3 separate regions of the Homo sapiens genome follow, and all the other regions are linked to region 1. The links are chromatin loops, found by intact Hi-C in ENCODE. Cell type or tissue: GM12878. All regions are shown on one strand. Each heading gives the region's core, and the rest is flanking DNA. Links, peaks and the distances in the headings are about the cores only. Region 1 overlaps LINC00305 (long intergenic non-protein coding RNA 305). Region 2 overlaps LINC01924 (long intergenic non-protein coding RNA 1924). Region 3 overlaps LINC01924 (long intergenic non-protein coding RNA 1924).

Region 1 (8,372 bases), core at 191-8,190:
AAATCAGGTAATATGATGTCTTCAGCTTTGTTCTTTTTGCTTAGGATTGGTTTGGCAATTTGGGCTCTTTTCGTGTTCCGTATGAATATTATGATTGTTTTTCTAATTCTGTGAAAAATGATGTTGGTATTTTGATAGAGATTACATTAACTCTGTAGATTGCCTTGAGCAGGATTGTCATTTTAATGATATCAATATTAATTCTTCCAATCCATGAGCAGGAGATGTTTTTCCATTTGTTTGTTTTATCTATGATTTCTTTCATCAGCATTTTCTATTTTTCCTTGTAGAAATATTTTACCTTCTTAGTTAAATATATACTTAGATATTTCATTATTTTTTGTAGCTATTGTAAATGGGATTGTCTTCTTGATTTGGTTCTCAGATTGTAATTGGTATATAGAATTAATACTGATTTTTGTACACTGATTTTGCATCCTGCTGAATTCATTTATCAAATCTAGAGATTTTTGGTGGAGTCTTTAGTTTTTCTAGATGTAAGATTATATAATCAGTGAACAGGAATAACTTGACTTCCTTTTATCCAGTTTGGATGCCTTTAATTTCTTTTCCTTGCCTGGTTTATCTGGCTAGGATTTTTAGTACTATGTTGAATAGAAGTGGTGAAAGCGGTTACCTCTTCTTGGTCTTCCTAAGCAACTTCCCTAGTTTATCTCTTCTCTTTTCATCTGGATTGTAGTCATAGCCAAATATGCCACTCTACTTCCACTAGCTCCTTCATAATGAACTTGGAATTATCTTCTGATAATGCACTTCTTTTTTAGGAATATTTAAGACTCATAAATTTCAGAATCAAATCAGACTACTTAATCCAAAAATGGCCTTCCTATGCCACCAGGCCCTCTGAAAATGCCCAGTCTTTTTTTAAAAAAATCACACTGTACCCCTTTCTCTGCTAATAAATTCACATAGCAGCAGTACCTCAATACATATTCTACATGCTTTTCTTCTCACTTACCCCAACCTTCCCCTTTGGCTTATCCTATTTTATTTATTTTTTTTTAAGAATGCTCTTTCCTTTCACATTTCTATACGTTAATGCATTATCATTCAGGGTCCATGTGCTATGATTTGGATGTTTGTCCTCTTCAAACCTCATGTTCCAATTTGATTCCCAAGGTGGCAATGTTGGAAGGCAGGGCCTGGTAGGAGGTATTTGGGTCATGTGGGTGGATTAATTATGAAAAGATTAATGCCCTCTGTCAAGAATGAGGGAGTTCTTGCTGTATTTGTTACTTGAGAGCTGGCTGTTAAAAAGATCCTGACAGCACCCTCCTCCACTTCCTCTGTCCCCATAGGAACCCGCCCATCTCTCACCACGTAATCTCTTGGCACACACTGGCTCCCTTCTGCTTTTGGAGGTGAGGCCCTTACCAGATGCAGGTACCCAGTCTTGAGCTTTCCAGTCACCAGAATCATGAGTTAAATAAACTTATTTTCCTTATAAACTACCCAGTCTCAGGCACTCTGTTATAGCAACTCTAAGAACTACCTCTTCCCAAAAGCCTTCTGAGATATTCCCCTTGCTCCTCACTTATCCACACACCTCAGATTAGTCTTGTACTTCTCCAGGAATGACAGTCACAGTATTTAAGCTCTGCATGGCATGGTCATCCACGGATCAGAACCTAGCTGGTTGAATGTAATGGCTGAATGGCCAGCCTGCAGTTCTGTATCTCTCTCAACTGGTTTTCCTCATGTCCTTAAGGAAGAGTTCACAGACATCTTCCTGACTAAAAGATGACTACTCTGTGGTCCTATAGCACCTGTGTGTGCCTCTGTCATGGCACTAATCACCCTGTGCTAAAATCACACCATGTTATTGTCTCCATGCTCTGCCAGGTAGAACACCTGGCATATCTAGACACTCAGTAAAAGCTTGTTGCCAAACTGATTAAATTTTTTAAAAAATGAATTGAGGCCAAACACAAGTCTTAATATGTCCCAATGGCTCTTCCTAGTAATTGCATTTATAAAATGCTAAGAAAATGTTTGTTGTATTAAATTTGAGCTCTTGATCTCTAATAAAATCTTATTAATCATTTAATAATAACGATGATGATGATACTGCCAAACAATTACATAGCAGTCACTATGTATCAGGCACTGAATTAAGTGCTTTATAGGTGCTTATTTAATCCTCACATCTACCTTTGTGAGGTGGTTGTCTTATTTTTCCTGATTTTTAGAAGAAAACAGAAGCACAGAGAGATTAAATAAACTGTCTAGAATCCTGCATCTCATCAGTGGAATGACCAGGCTTCTAACCTAGGAAGTCTAACACCAAATTCAATATCTTTTTGCTCTGAATTAATTTCAATGAAAGCACTTTTTGATCTGATGAACCTATGGTATATATTCATTGTTTTCTTTTCCTAACCATCCATCATTTCCATTAATTACTAGTACTCTGACACTGCTCACAGTGAGTTGTAGAATATTTTCAATCAAAAGCATGTAAATAACTGTCTTACCACCAACATTCATCCTTGAAATCTTGCTAAGACATGAAATTGTTGCCTCCACACTTAAACTATTTATTTCCTGCTTCTAGTTTTTCATTTGCCTTGTCCTGGTTTTCTAGCTGAGGACAACTTGTAAAAGTCTGTTCCCCCTTCACCCTGCCTTTAGCACTCAGCTTCTCAGTGACTCAGTGATTCCCTGGGCATCTGCTACCACTCATACCCCAGTGCTCCCAGTATCTTTTCCCCTCATCTTAATTTCTCACCCACATTTCAGTTCCAAGTCTCTAAAATAGATACTGGCCTTTCTTTCACAATTAAATAAAAAAAAATCCCTGAAGATTATTACTCTTATCTTAATTCGTATTCTCAAATATTTATCCCTTAATTATACCAGTAGCATTACATGGTTAATCTTTTGAACTAATTATCATTGCAATATGTTTAATGAGATACATTAAGTATGTCGCAATTTTTTTTTACTTAAAAAGGAAAATATATACATACATGTGTATCTTAAATCCATCCATATATGTCTTAAATCTATCTTTCTGTCTCTTAAATTTGTCCTGTTATCCTCCTTTCCTCAATCCTTTTACAGTGAGTCTGATACTTATTACCTTGTGCTATGGTTTGAATGTGTTGCCCCAAAACCATGCAATGAAAACTTAACGCCCAATGCAACAGTGTTGGGAGCTGGGGCCTAATGGGAGGTGATTAGGCATGAATGGATTAATGCCATTATCAGGGGGAGTGGGTTTGTTATTGCAGTAATTATAAAAGGGAGAGTTTGGTTCTTTTCTCTGTCTCACTCTCTTTTGTCCCTCTACTGTGAGATCACACAGAAAGAAAATCCTTCCTGGACACTATTTCCTTGATCTTGGGCTTCTCAGCCTCCAGAACTGTGAGATCACACAGAAAGAAAATCCTTCCTGGACACTGTTTCCTTGATCTTGGGCTTCTCAGCCTCCAGAACCATGAACAAATAAATTTTGATTCATTATAATTTACCCAGTCTGTGATATTTTGTTACCGCAGCACAAGTAGACTGAGCTACCTTGCAATTAGATGGTGATGATAGCTTCTCATATGGCCTCTCCTTCTTGAATCTTCCCTCTGTTCCAATTATCATTCATACAGTTGAAGTAATTATACTAAAACCTTCTTCATAAGGATCATTTCTAGATGATAGCATTATAAGTGATTTCAATTCCTTTATTATTTTCTATATTTTAAAAATTTTCTGCAATGAACATACTTTCTTAAAAAAATTACAGTAATTATATTTTTTTCACAAGAAAAAGAATAGCAGCTATTTTATAAGATACGCTAAGGGACTACTATTTTTTTCTCTAAAATCGAAATAGGCATTATTAGGCCCCTTCTCGGCCATTCGGTTAGACATGCTGACCAACATAGGCTCTCGCTCAGCCTCTATGAACAAGGAGCTGTTCACTGAGATATAGGATTGCTCAGAGCTGCCCTTAATAATTTATTCATTCATCTCCTTCCCTTCTTAGTATGGGAATTCTGAGACTGGCTCATTCATTCCACAAATGTTTATGAGATGCATCTTAATGATCAAATTAATGCTTGAGATTGAGTGATTGAGTGGTGATCAAAGCGTGTCCAGCTGTAGTTTCATGTTGCTTACAGACTTTTCATCTTTACATCTCTCACCCCCAAGTGTAATGTTAAGCACTCAGGAGATCTCTCCAAATAACTACTCTTGATTTAGGATTTTTATCAGTCCACTGTATTAAATTGCCAAAAATTATAATATTCATAGAATTACTTAAACCTCATTGTCTCTAATCAGGTAAGGAAAATATTTCAGACATTAAGCACTTTTGATTGCAGGAAAATTTTTTTCCAACTTTTATTTTAGATTCGGAGGTACATGTGCATGTTTGTTACATGGTCTAGAAAATTTTTTAAATCTTAACTACATATATCCCAGTTACAGATCAATGGAAGAGTAACCTTCCTCCCCGCCCCCTGCCAAGTAACCAATTTTGAAACCAAATAACATGTTAGGTGTCCAAAATAACATCAGAAATAAACAATAATTTATCCTTAATTTTTGCTCCCTCATCTCAATATTTAGGGTCCCTTGTCACTGCTATATTACAGGTATTATAATATACTTTCTATAGTTCTGCTTTCTTTAATACCTGCTTTCTCAGGTTCTGAACATGTGCTTTGTGGCTTAGCCCTGTGGTAAACATTTTACATGTATCACTTATTAACCTCTCACAATAATGACATGAGGTAATTTCATTACCCTTATCTTGCAGATGAAACTCTGAGGCTTTCAGGGACGTGAGGTACGGTGCCAAGGCCACACCACTGGTAAGTGAAATTGACACTGAAGGCTAAAATCTCAATGGCCAAGTCCTTGCCAATGCCCATGTCTCAGTCCAAATAGTCTCATGCCTCCTTGTAGCTTAATGAATTATCAGCCTGGTTTCATCCTGAAAAACCTGGTTTATATGTGTTCTGTCCAGAGATGTGTGTGAACAGAGAGTGCCTATTTTCACACAGTATGCCTGGAATCAGCCTCAGGTCATGGTAAGATAACCAAGGAAGCAACCCCTTTATCAAGTCCCTGGAAGCCAGCCCAATGGACCCAATCTCTGTTCGAACTTCTACCTGCTATGTGGGATGGTTGTCATTAGTAACCCATGTTTTCCCATGTGTGTTTCTGCATTGCTATTCTCATCCAACATCCTTAAATAATAGGGCTGAATTTCTCTCGTGGATTACTCTATTTTCTAAATTTTATTCTCATGTAGAGGGCCCTGAACATGCTAGGAATGAGGAAGTTTGGGTTTTTGTAACTGAGCTAATTTTGGGAGGAGGGAGGTTGATTTCAGTTTTACATGCTGAGCTCTCAAGGTAGAACTAGGTTACTCCAGTAAGAAATCTTTTCCTTCTTTTGGGTTTTTTTTCTTTTTTAAGGTTGCTATCAATGACATCCAATGTCACTGCATGAGACTAATGTAAAGTGTCAGATTAAATCAAATAATGGTGTCTGTCTAATTGTTTTGCAAAATGAACAACCCAAGTCACTTACATTCAATGTAGCTTGACTTTCTAAAGATTTAAATAGAAAAGGTGATTCTCTGGAAGAGTGATATTTGCAAGATTCCTGAGCTACTTGTGCAATGTAGAAAGAGCCTAGCTATTCATCAACTTGGCTTATTTGACCCAAATGAGGTGAATGGAAAAGATATAAATTCTTAGTCTGTGACACCATCACCTGCCACCTGTCACCTGTCACCTCCAGGTCACAATCTTGAACTGCTCTTAACATAAACTGAAAAGGAAGTTGAAAAACCTTTACCTACTGCAAGATGTTATTTTATTTAAAGCTTCACAACTACAGTCTTGGTGGGTGTGTTCAACATGACTGGCAGCTGCCTTTGATTTACCTGGGAGCACTGAAATGAAAATCGCAGCCAGCCATCACCTTAAAATTATTGGGGTGGAGTGCTGGGAGAAATTCTCTGAATTTATGATTTATTTGCTCTTCTGGTCACAGGTAGTATTTCATATCCCACTCTAGACTTACATACACTGCTGCGTGTATGGGCATGGCCATACCAATTGTTAAAATATTAAAATACTTCTATGCCAGTTGATAAATAGTCACTGCATTCAGCCTCCTAAGTAACTCCCTTCCGGTCAAAGAACCTCCCTCAGGATCCCAGGAGATTCCCACAATCCAGCAAATAAAAGAAATAACCCTGACACAGCAAGATTCTTCCGGAACTCTGCACCAATACTGAGGCTTCTGCCATTCTGTTGTTAAATATTTTAAATATTGTCCCTGAAATGAGGAGTGGAGAACCTGAGTGGGCTGTCTTTTACACGGGATCAATTGTAAAAATACTTTTTTATTGGTTGCTTTGGATCTTTTATAAAACTTCAGTGGAAGATATTGTCTATTATGAGTCCATTTTCTCTTATTACAGAATTCATGCGATACATTTTTAAATTTCTTCAAGAGTGCCTTATTCTGGGAATGTAATTTACTTTCCAAGGAAGACAAAAACTAAAAGGCTCTTGTTTCTTTTAATTAGGTAGAAGGAATACATTGCAATGTAGTTTTCTTTTTACTTTGACTTTCTGGAATTCTAGTACTAAAATTAACACCTAGTTGAACAATAAAATTATGCAAGCTATTTGATGTGTCTGTCTTTCCTCTTAAATGACTGATTTGCTAATTTTAAAATTGTATTCTTTTTAATATGATTTAATGTTAGAAGTTGCATTAAAAAATTGGGGGTATGGGGATAGGTTTTTAAAAAATCATACCTAAATGGAGCATGTTCTGTTCTTGGCTGTGCTAAGGGCCTTGGGTACCAAGAGCTGCAGGGATGCCCCAATGCTTCACAGTGTTCTACTGAACAACTTCCATACTTTTGCTGTTATTCCTCTGAAGTTAGAACTGACATTTCTTATTATTAAAATAAAAATAGATTTGAATAAATATTAAAAATCCATTTAATTGTCCATGTTTCCTATTCAGGAATCTTCTGCTGAGGTTTGCAAACCTTTAAAGTTGACCTGGTTAGATATGAGAAAAGGAAATCTGAAAATATCCATTATAATATTATTCTTATTTTACATTTTGCCTTATGTGATATTTACTTAGTTCATGGACAATTGCAATCTTTCCAACTGCTTCTTTTTTGTAGCTTCCTTGTAGCCATTTCACATGAACATGTTTATTTTGTAGAATTGGTAAAGGCAGAAAGAGGTTAAATTCAAAACACTCATTTCGCAAAACAAATTAACTAGAAAAAGAAAAAGGGGCTTAAAGTTAAATGTTGAGAAGACTGCTTGGAGTATATGCCAGTTTTCAATTGTCTGTGCATGTCATTTTCTTTTTTTTTTTTTAATTATACTTTAAGTTCTAGGGTACATGTGCACAACGTGCAGGTTTGTTACATATGTATACATGTGCCATGTTGGTGTGCTGCACCCATTAACTCATCATTTACATTAGATATATCTCCTACAACACTCTCTTTTACCCTATATACCATGGATGATAAGCCAAAATAAATACAAAACTTACTTTAATGCATTCTATGTACCTTCAGTAGTTTGTGCATTTCATAAATTTGGAGATACTATGCTTTTATTTTTGTGCTTCTCATTCTTAGTTCAAGGCTTTATACATAATATGTGCTCAGTGATTGTTTACTCAATTTTATGTATTATGTGCTTAGCACATTGGAGAATAATTAGGTCCCTTTTTCTTACAATTTCTGTGTGTTTTAAATCTCTTATTTTAAGTTCTGCCATTCTGCCAATCAAAAGAATAATCATTATCATCCACCTGTTCTACCTTTTCAGTTACCCAATCAATCAATAATATATTACTTACTGTGCGCCAAACACATTTCCAAAAAAATACATAGCAAAAGAAAACATTTTTTTCCCAATAAATTTTACTTACCTTATGCATTAAAAGATCGATAAGTAAACTTTTTTTACATAATGGACTAACTGAAATAAAAGTTTGAAAAAGGTCTATGGAAACAGAGAGGAGGGATTCATCAGCTCTGTACTAAGAAATTCAGTACAATCTTCACAGAAGGGTTGATATTTGTGCTGTAATTGATGAATTCAGTTGAAAATATTAATATGAGTTTCCTGGTAGACAGAAGTGGAAAGGGCAATGACATTCCAGATTATTGAACCACCTTGTTCAATAATTGCTTGTTTAAGAAAGATTGAGATGTTCATGTTGCATAGGAAGGAGATATGGTAGATAAACTTGGAGAGGTAGGGGAGACGCTATTGTGAAAGACCTTTCATACCATCCTATGAAATGGGGCTTTAGTCTGTAGGTAAAGGACAGCTAACAGAGGTGGT
Region 2 (8,372 bases), core at 310-8,309, 76 kb after region 1:
CACCCTGTCTTCTACAATGGTTGAACTAATTTACACTCCCACCAACAGTTTAAAAGCATTTGTATTTCTCCACATCCTCTCCAGCATCTGTTGTTTCCTGGCTTCTTAATGATCATCATTCTAACTGGTGTGAGGTGGTATCTCATTGTAGTTTTGATTTGTATTTCTCTAATGACCAGTGATGATCAGCTTTTTTTCATGTTTGTTGGCTGCATAAATATCTAGTTTTCAGAAGTGTCTATTCATATCCTTCACCCACTTTTTGATGGGTTGTTTGTTTTTTTCTTATAACTTTGTTTAAGTTCCTCTGGAAACCATCATTCTCAGCAAACTGATACAGGAACAGAAAACCAAACACTGCATGTTCTCACTAGTAAGTGGGAATTGATCAATGAGAACACATGGACACAGGGAGGGGAACATCACACAGTGGGGCTTGTTGGGGGGTGGTGGACTAGGGGAGGGATAGCATGTGGAGAAATACCTAATGTAGATGACGGGTTGATGGGTGCAGCAAACCATCATGGCACATGCATACCTATGTAACAAACCTGCACGATTCTGCCCATGTATCCCAAAACTTAAAGTATAATAACAAAAATTCAAAGTGCTGATAGGCTACTGAATAGGCAAACTGAATAGGCAAATGGGTCATGTCACCATTCATATGATGTATAATAATGAAGGCATGCTATAATAATAGCAAACATTCTTAGGTACTTACAGTGTCTCAGACCTTCTTTCTGAATCCTTAATCTGTATTTTTTTTCTTAGCTCATTTAAAACTCAGAAGAACCTCATGAGGTATATACTATTATTGTCCCTATTTTATAGATAAAGAAGATAAAGAAGGTGAGTGACCAAAATTAGCCAAAATCACACAGCTAGCCAGTGGCAGAACCAATACCTGAACCCAGAGTCTTAAGTCTCATCACACTCTGTAGCAACAACGGGAAATGGTTGATTCTGACTAGTAGCATAGGGGAGGAGGGAGGTTTCACAAGTGAGGAGTATTTGATCTATGCTTTGAAGAATGATGACAGTCTTATCCAATGATAAAGGGAGAAAGACTTTTTAAGGTTGTGCAGACCAGTATGAGCAAAAGCACAGATATGTAGAAGTGCCTGATGTATTCAAAGGAGAACTTACAGCTCCATGGTTGTGTGGTTGGAGACAGAAAAAAAGAGGGAAAGGGTTTTTGCAGTTTCAAGTGTTTCTGTCCAGACCAGAAATGATGTGATTTTTTAGTCTATGGATCATTTCAAGTTTAACATATTGGTATTTTTTCTTTCTTTGCATTTCCTTTATAAATACTCATATTTAGCAACATCAATCACATGCAACACATACAGTTTCCCCAAATTTTGCTCTTCTGTCATGTGAAATGATTGAATGCATGGGTATAAACAGATACGGATTGGTAGTATACATGATGAATTTTGCTAAATAAAGTATTATTTTTCTCTAGATGCATATGAGTAAGTTGAAAATACTAGCTTAGAAATGAGCGAACAGGGTAACATACAATGAAATAATTTGCATACTGGGTAAGCCCAGCGTCTTCACTTCATTAGTTTTTAATTAAGCCTCTGTCTGATTAAGTTATCCATCTCTTTTCTACAACCTTTTGCTTATAATTTTTTTCATTTGGTCCTTAGCAGCCTCCAAGAAGGGTGAAAAGCAGTATTGTTTGATTATCCCCTGATATCTTTCTTGTGCCTATCTTCTATTAAGTTTTGCCAAAAATATAATGTAAAAAATATCACAAATGCAATTCCATAAAATAAGTATAGGATGTGTAGAGGACATAGAATGTATAGAAACTGTGATGATAGTGACATGGACCCTTCTAGAGCACCCCAGGTTAAGACACATGCCCCAAGAATGAATGAGAAGCTTTTCTGGGCTTCTGAGCCTGACTCTAATTCTTCTTAAGGACAACCAAAGGAGAGCCTCAGGCTTCTCAACTAAAATGCCAAAAGATGATGGAGACCAGTCTCACAAGCAGAACGCCTGCCCAGGCCCCTGCCCCGGGCCAGGTATTTTGTAGAAGGGGCCTTTCTGGCTCTCTTCTTACTGTGCTCTTCCTGCAGGTCAAGGGGATATGCCTTCTCAGAACCTACTCCATTCTCCTCTGTTAGACACGGTCCAGACCTCCAAATTCTGGACGCAAAGTCTCCAAGCTGGTTTCCATAGCTTGCAGAGGCCTCTCCCCTGCCTGTCATTCAGAGAGCGGGCTGAACTGCTGTTTGCTTATCTTTTGTTCTGAGGAATAGCCAAAGGGTGGCTACTGTGGCAGCTACTAGATGGTGGTGGAAGAAGCTTGCAAGTTACAGTGCATTGTCCACTGGCCCATATACCTGGCCCCTCTTGGTTCAGGCCAGAGTTGACAGCGAGAAGAGAAGATGGAAGTTCTATGGATCCCAGGCTTTTGTTTGCACCCTTGTCCCAGGTGCAAATGTTAGGAATGAGCATGATCAAGACACTGAACCTGAAGAAGCTTAATTTAAGGAAACAATGACTGTGGAGCACCACACCTCACCTCATGTTTCTTCAGAAGTCGAATTTATTCTTTCACTTTTCTTTTACATTTCTTATTTATGGAACAAATATTTATTCAAAACCATTCTGTGAGCTTATGAGATGGCGTGGCAAAAAATATATATAAAAATATGAGATAGAGGAGGAACACTGCGAGGTTGTGGGCTCCTGGTAACCAGGGGAAGATGGGCTTTCAGAAGGACAAAGTGGTCAGCAGAGACATTGTCATGCAGTCTCAGAATATGCAGATTGAAGTGTCCTCAGTGGCTCAGAGGAGGGAAATGATTAGGTCTCTGGCAGGAGAGGTCCCAAGAAATGGCACAGGCAGAAATGAGGTTGGAGTGAATTAAAAAGTGAACAATGGTGAATGAGGGCCTGGAACTGGTGGGTAGAGTTTACTCTTCAGGATTTTTTCAGTGAAGGTTTACAGGAAGATACTGAAGTGGCTGGAATGGGAGTGGGATTAAGGCAGAAAGTTTTTAAAAGGGGGTATGTTTGACTTTGTTCAAAAGAAGCTGAGATCCCAAGGGTTTGGGGCACTGTAAAGTACACTGCATTGCTTATAACACTTGCATTTGTATGAGACTTGAGTCTTGTACAACAGGTTTTATTTCGATAATAAAATGTCTGCCTCCAGGTTTAGCAATAGGGCAATTTCTAGACAGCTAATCAATACGACTGTGCCCCTCCACCCTGCTCTCCTAATTATGTAATTATCCACAGAGCTATTCCAAGAACAACTAGGCTGAGCTCTTTTCTCTCCACATTTAGCTGGTAGAGTTCTATTCCCTAAGTAGACTTATTTGTTCCCTAAATTTTAATTTATTAACTGTTTCACCTGAAAGCAATCACCTTTGCAGTCAATTCCCTAAATAAAACATCTGCCTTTTCAATTCAGACAGCTATAAGTGAAGAAATACACCAGGGGAGGAGAATTATGTTCTCTTTTAGAAAGCAGAGATGTTTACAAAGACACGAATTCTGGCACCAGCTGCCTGGTTTGCATCATGAATGAGCTTGCATGGGTGCCATGAGAAAGTGAGGCCCGTTAGCCTGTTTCCTCCTGCTCGTCTGTGAAGAGTCTGCTTCGGCTCCTGTTTCTTAATCTTGCCTCTTGTATTGACCTTTTACAGAGGTTACTTGAGAACTGCAAGCTCTGAGGTCATTAGTTCTCACAGTGCTTTGTTTTTCTGTAGCATCTATTTGCATGCCATTTGTGGTTTCAACATGCTTTAAAATAATTTCTACGTTGAGGCCCTAAGGTGCCTTTCTTTGAGTTTGTTAGGGAGGCTTCAGAGACGGATGATATTCCTGCTAACTTTTCTGCAAACCTTGTTCTAAGTACAGAAGTCTGAGGGCAAAAGGTGGGTGGACACCTTACACTAGGTAATATTTTTATCTCTCCTAAGAAGTGTGCATGAGACAGACACTGAAGAAGATGAAAATGTACTATTAATGTACTGAGGGTGTTTTTCCTGAAAATTTGAGCCCTTCAGAGGTTTGGTTTTTAGCCATTGCTGGCAAACAAAGTGGTGGAGACCCTAAATAATAGAAACAATTCAGAGTTCTCTGGGTCCTGCCTGTTTCCAAACCTCTTCTGCTTACAGGAGCTCAGCCATGAGCACTATAGAGCTGTTTGTAATTATAATTCCTGAAAAAGGCACAAGTGCAGACCAGGTCTTGAGGCTTCCCCGGGCAGACTTCTTTCACTCTGCCACATGCATATCTGTACTTCGCTTGTCAGAGAAGCGAGCAGGAAACAAAATGAGCCCCTGAAAGGTTGTTCTCTTTCTTGTGACGGAAAAAAAAAAAGATTTCTGTGATGACGAGCCACCCAAGCAGCCCACACAGCATTGCGCAAGGCAAAGAAGAATGGAAATTTTTGTGGAGCAGAGGTGTTTCAGGAAGTACTGGGGAGAAGAGAATAGAAAAATTTATCTGTGCTAAGAAAGGTCTAGATGTGGCCCCTTATCCCGTTAAGCAATGATGGTTTGTAAATCAGCCCAGGACTTTGGAGGATAGAATTCCACAAGGTCACAGGATTCTTTTCACGGAATCAAAAACATTGGCTTTGGAGCATAACTCCACTTAACCCATGCAGAGCAAAAACAAAAAAGCTGCAATTTCATATACCAGAGGTTCCATGAAGTATATATTGGATGTGAAACAAAGCAGCTGGTTCTAGGTATAAAAGCAAAAGGAAGCGAAAAACCAGCGGACTGTGTGTTAATTTACTCTGGAACTGATTAACAACAGGTGCAGATGAAAATCATCACTACCTCCTACAATGTGTTTTATGACTGGAAATTACCAAAAGTTTCAAAATTTCCTTATGGTGGATGCTATGCTTGAGTAAAAAAGTTTTTTTAAAACTTTCATAACATTTTAAGTCTATACAAACAGAGTGTTTAAAGAGCTATGTTACAAAAAGAAAGAGAAATGCTGCAGTCAAATAACTTGGAACAAGGGTCTTTACTTCCTTCCATCAAATTCAGAAAACTCAACAGAGATTTGTAACTTGCGATAGACGACAGAACACAGTTCAACTTAATCGTATTTGTTGTCTTTACCTCACGTTGATTAGTCAGGGACTAGGCAAATTGTTTAGTTAGATAAATATTTGATATCTTTCAGCTTTCTCATCAGCACAGAGAAGGCAATTTACAAAGCATTTCCTGAATGAACCGAGTATATTATATCCCAGTTATTCTTTTATAGTTTCTTTTCAATTAAAGATAATTTTCTTCTTAAGAGGAGACCTATGTTTCTGATTTCTGATTTCCTCCCTCAAAGAGGTGGCTTACACTATTCTATTTCCATATTACCAATTCTGCCTACATCACATTCTTTTCAGAGCTCAGGGCTTGCTTCCTCAGGTGACAATTTCAGAATGCAGCACTATCCTTTTCATTATCTTTCACTTCCATTTCTGCATTAAGAAACAGTACATCTCAATATCCACTTAACGTAACTGGATTGCTTGTAACTCAAAGGATAAAGGGTTGAGTGAATGGATAACCCATTCTCCACGATGTGCTCATTTCACATTGTATGCCTATATCAAAACATCTCATGTACCCCATAAATATATATACCTATCATTTACCCACAAAAATTTAAACAAAACAAAACAAATATCCACTTAGAGTATAAGGAATTGGTTTACCTCTCTGAAGGAATTTTTAAAAAATATATATTCTTTTTGAGATGGAGTTTTGCTCTTTTTGCCTAGGCTGAAGTGCAGTGGCACGATTTCAGCTCACTGCAATCTCTGCCTCCCAGGTTCAAGCAATTCTCCTGCCTCAGCCTCCTGAGTAGCTGGGACTACAGGCACCCGCCACCACGTCCGGCTAATTGTTTGTGTTTTTAGTAGAGACAGGGTTTCATCATGTTGGCCAGGATGGTCTCGAACTCCTGACCGCAGGTGATCCACCTGCCTCAGCCTCCCAAAGTACTGGAATTACAGGTGTGAGCCACTGCACCCAGCCTCTCTGAGGAATTTTGGAGCACAAACTCAAAGACTGAGCCAAGCAGCATTAAAACATGGGGTACAGAAATTTGTCAGTAGCTTTCCAGAAAGTTTTAGTTACTTCACCACTTCCAATTTGCTTTTACCTTCCAGCAAGTCAGATTCCTTCTGCCTTAGCACTGTACTCTCTCCAACCTAGCACTCATAGTACTGAGCGAACATTACATGTTTAATTCCCATCGCCCCACCAGATTCCAGGTTACACAAAGGTACAGGGTCATTTTATTCTTGTTTATTTTGTTATTCACAGTGCCTCGCACATTTTGAAGTGCTTGATAATTTGCTGAATCACAATGAAGCAACTACTCTTCCCAAATTAAAGAAGGACTGTGTACATTTTCCATAGAGTATTAGACCCGGAAGTCTCTAAAAATCATCTTATTGAACTGTATGAAAGTCCTTGTCTGCTAATGCCCACACCTCCATCCTGTCTGGTTTGTTTTTTTGACTCTGTTGAGAGTTTCCCACCATTAACCCATCTCCTGTGTATCATCTTTTTTTGCTTCTTTGCTCATTTGTAATCTTTGATTGTCTGCTGCACACTGGAGCCTAGTCTGGATTTTGTTTCTTCTTTTAAAGAGTTTTGTTTTGCGCTCTGGCAGGTCCTTCATTTACGGCAGATCAGCTCAATTCTCCCAGGACTTGTCGTTAAACTTTGGGATGAGCCCAGGATTGTTTTGTTCTCAGAGGACTACTCCACTTAACAGCTTTGCGCATACCGCTTGCTAACACTGAATGCCTTCTTCATTTTCTTTTTTCAAAACTCAGGTTAAATTATATCTGTTCAATGGTGATCTGTTCCCTGATTATCAATAAAAAATGTAAATAAGGATGCCATGGGGTGTTGTAGAAGGACCATAGGATTTAGATACAAAGGATCTGAGTTTCACTCTTGACTCTACCAATTTCTCACTCAGAATTTTAATCGACTCAGTTATGAAATGGGCAGTGTGTACCTAATCTATTTCTCTCTTAAGATTTAAGTTAGACAATATTAAAATGCAATTTGCATTATAATAATTTATACTAAAATGAAGACTGCTCTGTAAACATTCTTAAGACCTTTTTTCTCTCTTGTATGTATTTTGAATATTCAACAATAATTCAGTCTCCTTGTGGGGAACGTTCAATCTCTCATTGCTTTTTCCTTCTGGAGGTACTGGAGTGTCTAGTACTTTAGAGTAGATAGCCAACAAATTCAATGAACTCACTCATGGGAAATGTCTGAGTTTTAAGTGAACAAATCTCTTCTTAATATTACAGTATCATTATTCTTTGTTATTCATGAAAAGAGTAGAGCACAAAAGCATAGAAAAATCAAATATTTTCTTAAGTGAGACTTGTTTTCTGTTTTTTGATACAATGTTCTGTTACAGAGACTCTGAAATATGAAATCTGGCGAATAATGGGGTTTACTAACTTAATAACATAACATTTTCATACCAGTAGCAGCTTCTGAGTAATCTTATGCTGTGTGTGTGTGTGTGTGTGTGTGTGTGTGTGTGTGTGTGTGTGTGTGTGTGACGAGGAAAAACCACGCCAGGCTAGAATAGAGAATCAATATTGACAAACTGAATTGATTTTGCATTTGACTTCCCACCACTTATTCCATATCTCACCCACTCAATCCATCTAGCTTACTTCTACATTTTGTACCCCAACCTCACCAGCACCTGTGCTTTGTTTCCTTGTGTAGGTCTCAATTATTTGCAGGCAAACATCATTTCCAAGTTGCAAGTTAAAAATCTTCCAGTAACCTAATTGTAACTGGCATAACATATACTCTTCTAGCTGATCTTAATAGTGCTAACGAAATATTAATGCATTTTTTTATTTACTCACAAATGTCATAAATACAATTAATAATTTTGTCTCTTTCAGATATGTATTTGAGGATAACTGGGGTTGATTTCTTGAGTCTGCTTGGTTCAGCAAGTTCGGATTGGCTCAGCTACTGGCCATATCCTCATTTTGTCCTGGTGGGTTAGGAGGGGGTTTTGCTCCCATGGCTCTGTGTCTGTTGAGTGGGGCTCAGGGTTATGCTGTCCCAGTAGCTCAGACCCTAACAGTAGCTGGCCTTAGACCAGCCCACCCACAGTTCAGTCCCTCTCCCACAGTGCCTTGGAGGCTGTATCTGGAGCAATCAAACACAGGAACAGGTTTAACAGCTCTAAGCCTTTTATTCCTGCTGACCCTGTAGGTCAAGCTCTCCTTACCCCACAGAGCCTATTCTCAGTACCTCTCACCCTCACACAACATTACACAAAGGTGTGGGACCCTGCCCACTAGAGACTCCCAGCCC
Region 3 (8,372 bases), core at 260-8,259, 280 kb after region 1:
TTAGTGCAACTGTAAAGCCAGCATTTTGCTTTCTACCCTGACAGCAGGTCAGGTCATGCAACATTTCAGTGAAAGCAAAGAAAAAAAGTTTGACAGTGCTAAATGTATTTTTAGATAGTCCCTTAATTGGTCATGCAAAATAATACCCTCCTTTGCCCCATACAAGGCTGATGGGTCAGTATTGAAATAATAGGGTAAAATTATTATGAAAAGAGATTATTTAACAGAACAGATCATGCTTCTTGTCTTGGGGCCTTCAGTTAACAAAAGTTCTCTCTCTCTTTAACCTACTTTAATTCACCTCCCTTAGATGACAGCTTTTTTTTTTTTCCAAATGAGCTAGCAGAAATACAGCCTCAAGGTTACGAATTAATTCAAGTCAAAACAGAAATGATGTGAAACAAAAGATAGTTTCAAAAGCCTGCAAATGTATTAAGTAACATAGAATTCTGTGCAACTAGAATGTATAATATCCTAAATATGAAGGAAAACTCATAATGCACTGTGAAAATCAGTTTGGATAGAGCAAGTCTGACTTATTCATGGAGATATAAATACAATACAATAAAATAAAATACATACAAATAAATACAATAGATGTCTTCAAGATTGTGTAACTATGTCCATACAACTGTCTATGACTCAAATTTTAAAAAAAAGAACCCAGGTTCACAAGAATCTGTAGGTGCTGTAAGATTTAATTCTGGATTGTGAAAGTTCCTTTATACCTTAGATTGTCAACAAAAGTTCCAGTGGTTTATTATATATCATAGCAGAAAGCCATCTTTTTCCAGATTGTTTTGTGTTCAAATAGCAATATTTCTGGCCCTCTAGGAATGACATGTTGTTTGGATTACTGAGCCAGAGAAGCCGCTGGACCATTGAGATTTAGTAGGCAATATGTTTGCCAGCCTTTTTGAAAATTGGAATGTTATTTTTGAACTTTATCGAAGAACATGCTGCATCTCTAAGGTGGGCATTATAAAATTAGTGAACATGTGGTTATCTCTCATTTATTTGTTTGCTACTGAACTAGAAGGTCAAAAATCCACCTTTAAGAGAATATTATTTCTCACACGACTTTCTTGTTTAATGGTATTATTTATATGGATAATAATAAACCTGCTGAATATTCACATTCAATTAAACACACACACACACACACACACACACACACACACACACATTCATACGCATACATAAACTCTCTGGACTACTGTTTTCATCCAAGTAAAGAAATGTCACAAATACAAATATTGAGTTTGATATGCATCTGTTACCATAGAAATGCTTATTTGTGCTAATTAAGATACTTTACCTTGATTAAAAGAATTAGTGGTTCTAGCACATGAAAAGTGGACTGGATTTGTTTTAGATTGATTTGGATGTCACCAGTCTTGCATTTTACAGTGTGCACCTCTCTTTGTGTGCACCTCTCTGTGTTTGCACACAGAATTTGAACCTGTTGCATAAAAACATTTGCTTAGAGTGCTGTGCTAACAAGATCATTGATCTATTTTTGTGTAGGGCAATTAGCTTCATTCCACTCGAAAGCCACACATTGCACCCCTGGTCATGATCTCTACCTTGTAAATGTTTGTCATGTGTCACAGGACAAATCTGGAGACAGAAGCAGTCTGGGTCAGCACAATTTCTTGATAGGAAAAACAACTCAAGGACATTTCTGCTGGTAGTAGGTTGGAGGACGTAGCATGTGAAAGCCAGAAGTGAAATTACAGACAGTTTCTTCCAGCCCACTCAAAGATATCATCTTTGAAAATGAAGACCAGTTCATAATATGCTGAACACAGTGGCTCATGCCTATAATCCCAGCACTATGGGAAGCCAAGGCGGGCAGATCACTTGAGGCCAGGAGTTAGATACCAGCCTGGCCACCATGGTGAAACTCCGTCTTTACTAAAAATATAAAAATTAGCCGGGTGTGGTGGCAGGCGCCTGTAGTTCCAGCTACTCAGGAGGCTGAGGCAGGAGAATCACTTGAACCTAGGAATCGGAGGTTGCAGTGAGCTGGGATCGTGCCACTGCACTCCAGCCTGGGTGACAAAATGTGACTCTGTCTCAGGAAAGAAAGGAAAAACAAACAAAAAACTTATAATATGCAGCTGCGCAGATGCAATGTTATAATAGATACGTAATAGATCTCATATCTTTAAGTCTAATGTGCTACTCACCCTGCAGACACTGATGTTTCTGGGAGGGTAACCGCTTCAAGTTGGCTTAACTATGGGAATATTTGGGACATAGCTCAAGTTTCCTATTTTTGAGGAAGCATTACAACAAATATATTGCTAGGTCTGTTCTTGCTTTGATTGGTCTATGAAAGTAATAGAAACCTATTTTTGGAAAGCCATAATGTCACATAATCCTTGTGATTATTGTGTGTCATAATAGTAATATAATACAAATCTTTTGCAATGTCAATGTTAAAACACATATTAAAGCATTTGCAGTTTCATATTTTCATTGAACATAGTATTATGTAGAGTAAACAAAACAAAATATATTTTAGGCAATACATGCATATTAAATACTACCAAATTTTATTTTTTCGAAGAAGACGTCTCCAAATTGTAAAAATTTTCATATCACTTTTCCTCTGTTCCCCCAAAACTGTGGTGGTGTCTGTAGTATAATTGAATAAAAGTAAAAGATTCAATTACTATGAAATGCTACACATAGCAAGGCTTATTCTAGACAAAGTAGAACAATTTATTGTACATTTAAATGTCCTTATTTACCATTTAAATTATGCCTAGTTTAGTTTAATACTAAACTAAATGGGTTTAATATTGTGAAAATGCTGAGAATCAGAGATAAATTTGGTTAGTTCATGACCTCTAGGGATAAGTAAAACCTGTGCCCCTCGTGTGGAGAAGGTGAAAAAGATGTAGGAAATATCCTCTGTAGTTTGAATGATGACCCATGAAAAGTAGTGTCCATAATTCCAGAACCTGTGAACATGAAAGATTTGCAAAACGTATCGTTGCAGATGTAACTACTTTAAGGGTCTTGAGATGAGCTCTGAGTGGGCTCTAAATCCAGTAACAAGTGTCCTCATAAGGAAAAGAAGAGGAGACATAGATACAGAGAGACCATGTGAAAATAGAGACAGATATTGAGGTTACGTGAGCACAAGTGAAGGAACATCTGGAGCTACCAGAAGCTGGAAGAGGCAAAGAAGGATTTTCCCTCAAAGGCTCTGGCAGAAATAGGGCTCTGCCTGCACCTTGATTTAGAACTTCTGGCTTCCAGAACTCAGAGAGGGTACATTTCTGCTGTTTGCAGCCATTGTTTGTGTTATTTGTCATGGCATCTTTATGGAACTAGCATACCCCTTCTCTTAACTTTCAAACTAATTGAGGCCTTCTGTCAGCTGAAGGAAAGCCTTTAGAGTTCAAAGATGGGGCCCTCTGGTGGTGAAATTTAAGAGACTCTCTAGGGCAGGATTTTTTTTTTTTTTTTTAATTTAAGTTTTAGGGTACATGTGCACAATGTGCAGGTTAGTTACATATGTATACATGTGTCTAGGGCAGGATTTTATACTTGGTTCTATTCAGGGATGTGGTCCCTGAATAGAACATGGAGGTAACTGATGTTTTCACCCACTTGGAAAGTCTCCTCTGTCGACTTGTTGGATTATGGGGCCTTGGTAACATTGACAATGGCAGTAGTAATAATGATAATGTATTATTAAGTAGAGAGCTCATCATACATGCTGGGTATTATTCTGAGACCTCACAATAATCTTATGAGATGGTTGCTATTATTTTTATTGATGAGAAAAATGAGTAATAGAGGGGTTAAGTAAATTTTTCAATGTCAATAGCTAGACAGAGAGCTTGTGCTTATGGTGGCTACTCTATGCTTTCTTGAATGACTTAAAAAAATTTCCTCTTATCTAATTTTATTCTCCTCCTTTGCACCTGCTCATTCTTTTATGAATATGCGTACGTGTTTCTCTTTAAAACAAAATAAAAACCAACTCTCCCAGCCCCCAAATCTCTCACTAGTTGTCACCTTATATCAAGACTATATTAAAAAATAACGAACAGTTAATATCTCCCCAACTATTCAACTGTGGACTAGGTTGAATCATATGACATTGCTGATAATGGACTGATTTTGATGTATAGAATGGCAATCTTATCTGGTTCAGTCAAATGCTTTTCAACCCAATGCAGTCAGCTTCCTACTTTTACCACTCTGAATGTACTCTTTAAAGGTGGACAGGTCATGTCCCACTTACAAAAATGCAGTAGTTACTTTTCATCCCTCTTTTTATTAAAAATAGTTAAAACTAGTAATAGCAGGTAATATTTGCTGGGTGCTTTTTATATAATCAGGACAAGACTAAGCATTTCAGCCCTTGGAAGAGAGACGGCATCCTTTCCTCAATTAAAAGAAGATGGAACTGAAGCTTGGAGAGGTTGCATAAGTTGTTCTCCATACCGGGCAAAGCTGGAATTCAAAGGCTGTTTCATTTCACTATGAAACTCTTGATGGCTATGATATAACACTCTCTAGCTTTTGACACGATTGAGCATTCTCTTCCTGAACACTGTTTTTCTTTCCTGACGTCTGTGAGACTACACTGTTCTCCTTTGACCTCAGGTCGCCTTCCTTTGTTTTGCTGACTCTTATAAGTCTCTGCCTAACTTTTTAAGTGTTCTTTCTAAAGGTTTTGTTTTTGACCCTTTTCTTATTTCACCTTATCTCTTCTCACCTTTTTTTTTTAACTTTATGCACTCATCCTGCGGTTTCAATTATCACTTGTAAACTGTTGACTCTCACATCTCCACCCAGAATTCTTCTCTGAGCCTCAGATGTAATTCACTGTTAGGGCTAACAGTTGAATAGCTTAGGCTGCTCGCTGCTCAAAAACACACATCTATTCACACCCTACACTTCTCCAAACCTAATTTTTTTATTCTCTATTTTGACTGAAATAGTCCCATTGAAGAATCGTGCAAGCTGGGATCAGTTCAGTTATTTCCCCTTCTCTACTTCACCACAAATGATAGTTACTAAGCTTTATACCTATTGCCTCCATAATAATGCTTCAATCTGTTTCCCTTGCTATTGTTTGAGCTCCCTGAAGCTGCTGTCTGATCTTTGCAACAGTCTTTGGACTAGTCTTTCTGTTCCTGTGGTTTCACTTTGAGTGACCTTCCCTGACTTAGGTGGCCTGCCATGGAAAGCTCTATTGGAAGAGCTGTTTTAGGTGGCGCAGCTCTTACCTAGTTCAAAGCAGCTAGGTCTGCTGTGTTTTGTGCCTCCCACAGAATATCTGATGTTTCATTAATATTTGTTGATTAAATACGTGAATTCCCATTTTCTTTGTCAATTTATAAGGCTCTTCAACATATTATTTAAAAAGATGTCATTTTCACAATAAATTTTGGAGTAGGAATACAAACCCATCTTTATTTTATAGATAAGGATAAGTGGTTTTCCCAGTTATGAAGTGAATTGCAGAAATAGAATTAAGCCCAGATTTTTCTGATTCATAATTAGATTCTCTTAAATCTCTGTCAGAAAAAACCCCAGATCTATTTCTGCTCTACACCCCTACAAATAACCCGTTCTCTGATTTGTTAGAGTTTATTAGTAAAAGCCACTGTGTAATGCTACCGGTATTAATATGTATCTGTAATTAGGTGTCACCTTGGAGGTTTCTGGGTCACCAACTACTCATATCAAGCCCCTAAAGTCCTCAGGCATTTTTTGATTAGAGTCTTTTTTTTTTTTTTACTATAATTTTATGGACATAAACTAGAACATAAGTTTAGTTTCCAGAAGTATCCCAGATCATTAAGGCGTGTTCAACATCAATGCTTACATTTATTAGTAGGGGTATTAAGAATGGAATTGCATATTCATTTCACATGGCTGAGAAAGAACTCAGTCACAAGAAATTTAGGTTATGACGTTTGTTTTTCTGTTTCAACTCTCTATTGGCATTTTGCTCTTTGATTCCTGCTGCTAATTCTATTCTAGGCCTGCAAGATTATTCTGTGCCCATCCCATTTATGGACTGCAAACTTACTTGATTCCTGATAGCAGAGTTGAGATATAGGTAAAAGCCATTTTCAAAATGAGCTTTATTAAATATTAAATAATATAATATCAAATATATTTTATGACATTCTTATGCATTTGTTTATATATAATATAAATGTACACAAGTATATTTTAATATATTTGTGTATGTATATTTTATAAATATAAATATTGTTTTGTATATTATAAAAGATACATATAAATATGTATAAATATAAACGGATAAATTTATATATGTATATAAATTTATATATGTTGAAATAAATTATATACATATAAATATATTTCATAATATACATGTTAAGTGTATCAAATAAGAAATACAGAAAATAGAAATACATGATAGCATTTTCCTATCAGAATGAGTAAGAAGTAATTTATCTTAATGTAAAAGGTAGGATTTAGAGTAGATTATGATTCTGTCAATTAAAGAACACATGACTTTGGACAATTTGGTTAACTCTGTATGCCTGTTTTCCTTTGTCATTAGAAATAACCATCTTTTTAGTGACGGACTACTTTTTATCATTAGAAAGTATTATAGAGCTGTGGTGAGGACTGCTATAATAATTAATTTAAAGCCCCTACCTTAGTTCCTGGTATATGCATAATAATAATTATGTTAATGGAAAAAAAAACAAATTCTGTAAAACATTTTAAAGAGGTTTATTCTGAGCCAATATGAGTGACCACGGCCCAGCAAAGATAGTCTGGAACAGTCCTGAGGGAGTGTCCCTAAGGAGTTCTGGTTAGAGTTTGGTTTTATACATTTTAGCAAGACAAAAACGGTGGGTAAAATTACAAATCAATCCGTAGAAGGTATACATTGGTCCAGTCTAAAGAGGCGGTATATCTTGAAGAGGAAGCTTATAGATCATAGGTGGATTCAAAGATTTTCTGACTGGCAGTAGTTTGGAAGCGTTAAGCTTTGACTAAAGACTTAAAAGTCAGTAGCAAGGATCAAGATAAGGGGGTTATGGAGAAAAAGACTCGCTATGCAGATGAAGCCTCAGAGGTGGCAGCCCTCAGACAGAATAGATGGTAAAATACCTCTTTAAAGATGCCAGATTCTCAGCCGGGCGCGGTGGCTCACGCCTGTAATCCTAGCACTTTGGGAGGCCGAGGCGGGCGGATCACGAGGTCAAGAGATGGAGACCATCCTGGCCAACATCGTGAAACCCCTCAGTCTCTACTAAAAATGCAAAAATTAGCTGGGCACGCACCTGTAATCCCAGCTGCTGGAGAGACTGGGGCAGGAGAATCGCTTGAACCCGAGAGGCGGAGCTTGCAGTGAGACGAGATCCCGCCACCGCACACCAGCCTGGCGACAGAGCAAGGCTCTGCGTCAGAAAAAAAAAAAAGAAAAGATGTCAGATTCTCAGTTCATTTCTCCTAGGTCTGGGAAAGGCCTAGAAAGGGAAGGCTTGGCCTTCTACATTAATGGAGAGAGTTTTCAGATGCAAATTTCCGCCATAAAAATGACTTTGCAGGGCCTTTTCAGAATGTGTTGAAGAAATACAATTTGGGGTAAAATATTCCGATTTTCCTTCAGGATCTGCTATCTGTCATGTGATGCTGTGCCAGAGTAAGGTTGGAAAGTAAACCATGTAATATTAAAAACCTTGTTTAACAAGCTTTTATGGTTTGTAGTGTTTGGCTCAACCCTTGCCTTGCATAGTCTTGGGTCTTGATTACAATTTTGTATCTCATATCGAGCCCCTAAAATCCTCAGGCATTTTTTTGATCAGTCTTTTTTTTTTTATAACCTATCATTTTATGGACATAAACTAGAACATAAGTTTAGTTTCCAGAAGTATCCCAGATCATTAAGGCGTGTTCAACATCAGTGTTTACATTTATTAGTAGGAGTATCAAGACTGCCACAAAGAGTCTATTTTGTGAGTCTTAAAATCTCTGTTTTAATATTAATGCTGGTCAGTTATGCTCAAACTCCAAAAGACAGAGTATAGTGAGGCGTGTCTGACCTGCCTGTCTGTCATGGCTGAGAATTAAGTTGTTTAGGTTTTTCGGGGGTCCCCTTGGCTGGGAGTAGATCTGGTCAGTCAGCTGTGGGGCCTAGGATTTTATTTTTCATTTGTAATTACTGTATTGGTAGGAGACTGACAAGAATGTGAAGAGCTCAGAAACTGATGAACTAAAATGACAGAAACAAAGACATTGAATAAATATGGCTAAACCTTGGGGCTAACTTTTCAATAAGCAAAGCCATCATACATGGAAATGGTTTTTATAATACAGTGGGTAGCCAATAGCTGGAAGGGTTTAGGTAG

The links. A loop is a pair of places that touch in the nucleus more often than their neighbours do. Peaks named below come from ENCODE experiments on the same cell type or tissue, not always from the same donor. Only the 100,000 strongest peaks of a DNase experiment are listed, where the experiment ranks them.
Region 2: a loop joins it to region 1, with 2.0 times the contacts of the local background. A loop is called at or near these places in 5 of 110 quality-filtered maps.
Region 3: a loop joins it to region 1, with 2.5 times the contacts of the local background. A loop is called at or near these places in 7 of 110 quality-filtered maps.

Annotation. Positions count from the first base shown.
Region 1 is chr18:64,122,605-64,130,976 of GRCh38, forward strand. The region is part of intron 2 of LINC00305 (long intergenic non-protein coding RNA 305); the gene reads right to left. It overlaps LINC01924 (long intergenic non-protein coding RNA 1924), which reads left to right. Exons shown (of 10, transcript NR_033881.1): 2 at 4,781-4,835. Among named protein-coding and RNA genes, the nearest start is that of LINC00305, 22 kb to the right of the region's middle. In GM12878, for the core only: no CTCF peak of the experiment used is centred there; a DNase peak (open chromatin) is centred at 4,837.
Region 2 is chr18:64,198,746-64,207,117 of GRCh38, forward strand. All of the region lies in intron 2 of LINC01924 (long intergenic non-protein coding RNA 1924), which reads left to right. Among named protein-coding and RNA genes, the nearest start is that of LINC00305, 54 kb to the left of the region's middle. In GM12878, for the core only: no CTCF peak of the experiment used is centred there; DNase peaks (open chromatin) are centred at 3,682 and 4,806.
Region 3 is chr18:64,406,287-64,414,658 of GRCh38, forward strand. LINC01924 (long intergenic non-protein coding RNA 1924) reads left to right here. Exons shown (of 10, transcript NR_033881.1): 6 at 835-972; 7 at 6,019-6,097. Among named protein-coding and RNA genes, the nearest start is that of LINC01538, 150 kb to the left of the region's middle. In GM12878, for the core only: a CTCF peak has its summit at 3,428 (motif pointing left); no DNase peak of the experiment used is centred there.